Regions from separate parts of the Homo sapiens genome. Here region 1 is linked to region 2. A link is an interaction called in ENCODE POLR2A ChIA-PET data of the cell type or tissue named here. Cell type or tissue: PC-3. All regions are shown on one strand.

The links. ChIA-PET counts read pairs that join two places held together with the same protein. Peaks named below come from ENCODE experiments on the same cell type or tissue, not always from the same donor. Only the 100,000 strongest peaks of a DNase experiment are listed, where the experiment ranks them.
Region 1: POLR2A ChIA-PET joins it to region 2 with 10 read pairs; 3 of 35 experiments call an interaction of 5 or more read pairs at or near these places.

What each region holds. Positions count from the first base shown.
Region 1 is chr2:28,091,892-28,094,391 of GRCh38, forward strand. The region is part of intron 6 of BABAM2 (BRISC and BRCA1 A complex member 2); the gene reads left to right. Among named protein-coding and RNA genes, the nearest start is that of MIR4263, 97 kb to the left of the region's middle. In PC-3, no CTCF peak of the experiment used is centred here; no DNase peak of the experiment used is centred here.
Region 2 is chr2:27,919,263-27,921,762 of GRCh38, forward strand. All of the region lies in intron 2 of BABAM2 (BRISC and BRCA1 A complex member 2), which reads left to right. Among named protein-coding and RNA genes, the nearest start is that of BABAM2-AS1, 29 kb to the left of the region's middle. In PC-3, no CTCF peak of the experiment used is centred here; a DNase peak (open chromatin) is centred at 1,439; H3K27ac peaks cover 1,211 bases.

The DNA of each region.
Region 1 (2,500 bases), 170 kb after region 2:
TTTTTAGTCTGCATGTTGCTAAAATCAGCTATAAATTTCAGTCTATCAAGGTAGTCCAATAGAACCTCAATAGTTGTTATGAGGTAAGAATAACTCTTTGTACCAAAATCTATCTAGGATGTTAGGATGTTGCAAGAATAGAAAATTACAAACCATTATACCTCGTGAATGAGCACATAGATACAGAAAGCTTTAGAAAAACACTAGAAAACAGAACTGAATATTATTTTTAAAAAGGTAATCATAATGCATTATGACCAAGTAAATCAGGAAAAAGGCAAGGATGTACACTCTTATGACTTTTCTATTCAACTTTGTAATCAATGCCATAAGACGAGAAAAAATAAATAAAAGACATAATGATTGGAAAGGAAGAAGTACAACTGCCTTTGTTTACAGACACTGTAATTGTGTATGTACAAGATCTAATGAAATATACAAAAAGATTGCTAGGACAAAGAGTGAATTTAGCAAGGGACAAGATACAAGGGTAGTAGTAAAAATAATTTATGGTATTTCTGTATACTAACAGAAAAACTGGAAAAGTATCTATATATCAACAGAAAAACAATACCATTTAAAATAGCATCAAAAAGCATAAAATATGAACAAATTTGTTTAAAGATATAAAGGAGCTCTATAGTGAAATTTGTAAAATATTGCTGAGAGAGATTATAGAAGTCTTAAGACAGAGGTATACCATGGGATGGGCCCAGGAATCTTTACAGCCCCCCAGGATGCTTTGAAACAGAAGCCTGGTTGAAGAATAGGGTAGCATGATTTTTAATTCTTCGATAGTATTTTGTACCTAACCAATTAATCTTAATATATCCAAGTCCTCTCTCCCTTCGTCTCTGCCTCTCTCTCTCTCTCTCTCTCTCACGCTCTCTCTCTCTCTCTGCCCTGATCATTTGTACTTATTCTTGCCATCCTTACTGGACTGTGAGCTCTTACAGGGTCAAGATCATAGGATCATGTTTTCTTTGTCTTCATCTTCTCAGCATCCGACAGTCCCTGGGCACATAGCACTGAGTGTGCTGTCTGTATAGGATCACTGCCCTTTTGCTGGTGTTATCTTCAGATCATTCTTTATGATTATCATCAAATTATTAAAAGGTAGCTTTTTAGGAACTTACATTTTAGGTAAAATGTACTTTTCCCCTATTACATTAGTCTCATTGAATTTTAATCATTATTTTTAGTTATCTTGATCCAGCTTTGAAGAGTAATCATTTCTGTTCTTTAAATTTGTATACCACTTTACTATCACAAAACTCTTTCACAAAGAGTATTTTTTATGCTCATCCCAACAATTCCATGTGGTAGGCAGGACAGATTTGTACTGTTTTGGTTTTAGGTTGTTTTGTTTTCTGTTTTGGGTTGTTTTGTTTTGTTTTAGCATTTTAAGAGAAGGAAAGGCTCAGGGGAGGCTGAGAAAAGTTAAACTCTTGCTCAGAGTGTCATAGCTAGTAAATAGGAAAGTGGGATCTGAACTTGTGTCTTTTTATTTCAAATTCAGTTTTCTTTACTGTACCACACCAGTCACTACCATCTTAGCTGAGACACTTGCCTTTTTTGGGTGAAGACAGCATGTCATCAGCATAATGTCAGCACTCTGTAACCTTTATTTCCTGCATGGCCATACCCTGCTTTTGGGACTGAGAGCCGGCTACGACGTATACCTGTAATAGGAATAAAGATAGAACGTTAATTTCCTTGTAGGTTTCTTGGTTCCTTTACAACTTTTTAAATTTAGCTTGAATTTAGTTTTGTTATGAATTAATTATTCCATTGTTTGTTCACTTGTTCATTTTTAAAAATCTATTAAGCAAATGATTATTGAACATCTCCTTTGTACATCTCAGGCTTAGAATAAGATTGGGACTGAGCCATCACATTATTCACAGTTAGTGAGGGAAACAGATAAGAAATTAATTGTTATAATAGTTAAGACAAAAGTACAGACTTCATCGTGAAATATTTGGACCAAACGTAAGAATCAAACATTAATGCTGCTGACAGATTGGGAGTACAATAGTGTATATGGGAAGCCAGGCTGGGGGGCTGATGCAGGAAATGATAACCAAATTGTTCTCTGTCCTGAGCCAGGTTGAAGGACACATTGAAATAGCCAGGAGTGTTTTGTAGCCTGTTCAGTGCAGGCCTAGGTTGGATTATCAGAACAATGGACTGACCCTTCCCCAAATTTAATTTAAAACATTTAAATCAGATTTTCTACAAAGTTTTCTATTAAAAATTAATAAAAAATTTAAAATAACACAAATATCTATATGTAGAGAGAGATGATTGTGTTTAAATTCATTATTAACATCTGTAATGAGGATGATTTATGGTCACTACAATAAATGCTTTATTCAGAGATGTTTTTGGTCTTGTTCGTGGCTGTGTCTGGCCCAGAATAGGTACTCAATACATCTTTATTGGATTTTAATACATTTAAAGGGATTTAAAAATTAAATATAGATAGATGGCAATGATT
Region 2 (2,500 bases):
CATTTACAAAATTTTCTATGTTCACAGTCACATTTTCTGCAAAAAAGTAAGTTCTGTTTCTTCTTTTCCAATTTTTATACTCCTTATTTCCTCCATCCTGGCTAAGACCTCCAGTACAATGTTGAATTAAAGTGATGAGAGTTGGTATTCTTGTCTCATCCTCTATCTCAAAGAAAAAAATTTTAATGTTTTGTTTTTAAGTATGATGTTGCTTTAAGTTTTTTGTAGATAGCTTTGATCACATTAAGGAAGTTCCCTTTTATCCCAGTTTATAGAGAGCTTTTAAAATTATGAATGGATGTTTAATTTCATCAAACACTTGTACTTATTAAGATAATCCTATCAATTTCCTCTTATTCTCTTAGCAGAGTTAATTAAATGCACATATTAGAAAAGAAGAAAGGTTGAAAATTAATAAGCTAAGCATCTATCTGAAAAAGTTAAAGGATTTTTTCCCGATCCTAGTTAGCTGTTAAAAACTGTATGTGAGCCCATCATTCCTACTGAAACCATATTGTAATTTAAACCACATTTTTGTTATAGGGACACCTACCAACATTTAAAAATACTTCCTACTCTAAAGTAGAGTTGAAGTTTATCATTTATAAATGGAGATATGGCATAGAAGCTGAGAATAACAGTTGACGCCACATGAACTGGCAAACACATTTTCTTGAATATTTTAATTTTGTAATTTTTAAAACATTCTGGGCTGAGTCACTTATTTTGGTGATGGCATTTTGGAATCCTATGCTAAGAATTAAATGTATCATTTTTTCTAGGAGGGTCTAGCCATAGTTTTTAGGCTTTAGAGATAGAATGTACTTGATGTATCAAGAATATCATATGTCATCAAATGCATAGCCCCATTCCCCTGAAAATCAACCGAGAAAATCTATCTGAATGCAATTTTGTCTTCTTTTACCGATTTTAATTTGTCCTTTTTGCTTGTAAAAAGGTCTAAGACTTGACCTTGTGGATTTGGTCTGGCCAGTCAGATGGGGTATAATTATAGCCCTTTCAAGGCTGAATATGTAAGATTCCATGAACCAGTTCAGATGCCTTTGCAGATAAAATGCTCATGTTTTAGATTATTTAGATAGATGTTAAGATACCCTTTGTCAGTCTTCCAGCTTCTTTACTGCTGCATCCAGTCTAGAAACCATGATAATTTTTGAAACTGAGTAATCTATGTTAGATTTAATTCAGAGAAAATAAATTCTAAAAGATGAAAATGTAGTTAATATTAGTTAACAGTAATTTACTGTAATATGTGACTTTTTTTTAAAAGGTGGTTATTGATCTTTGAGCATATTTTATTTGAGAGTCACTTGTTATTTTAGGTTGCCAAAGTTGAAGACTTCCTTCTCAGCTGATGTTAAATATTGTTGGTTTAGCACAAACGTCACTATCAAGAAAACAGGAAGCTATGTAGGACACATGCCAAATGGTAAATTAATAGTCAGGGTAAAGGAAACTGACGTAGACTCAGGGAAGGAACCCTGGACTCATCTACTTTGTTCTTTTTAGGTGGCTTGAAGAATAGAAATGGTCTAAGTCATTATTTTTTTCCAGACAGTGTATCAAAAAACAGGGTTAGCCCTATTAAGCCAGAAAGAATATATTTTCTTATATTTTGCATTATTTTAAAACTGCTAATGTTTTAAAGGTTGTAGAATATCTTCATATAGCTTTGTTAATCTAGATTAGTTCTTGGCTGTCACTAAAAAGCCTATAAAGTATAGTAAAATTTGCCTACTTTTATTTTTTTATAGTGAAACCTTAACATTTGAGTCGGATCTCAGTAACTAGGAACAAATGATAATTTAAAGAGGAGTCAAATCCAAATTTACCTTTCATTATTTACTTAAACTTTATATATATAGTTTGCTAAATCAGTGAACAGTGTCATCATTGTAGAGTCTGTGTCAAGTTACGGGGGGCTTGTTCCCTCTCTTGTAGCCTTGATTTATGTGTTTACAGTTTTTATACTTATTACTGATAAATAATTTTCTTTTCATTAGAACGCATGTAATAGAACTTCTTTTTGGCAATATTTTGTCATCTTTTACTTCTCATTTTTCTAGGTACTTAATAAAATATCATTTGTTGAAAACATTTATAGTTCACCAATTATGAGATTTATAGTTATAAATCTTTATAAGCCACTAATTATGATTTATAATTCACTAATCATAAGATATTAATCTGATGGTTTTCTCTTAAATTATTGAGAGATGGTTTAATGTAGTAATTAAGAAAGTGGGCCATGGAGGCAGACATCCTGGGTTTGGATCCCAGCTCTGTCACTCACTAGCAAGTTACATAAGCATCTACGTGCCTCAGTGCCCTCATCTGTAAATTGGGGTAATAACAGCACCTATCTTGGAAGGTTGCTGTAAGTTTAAATAGTTTAATATAATTAAAGAGCTTAGAATAGTGCCTGCCACATTAGTAAATGCCCGACAAATATTAGCTGCTGTTATTTGTTTATTGTGGA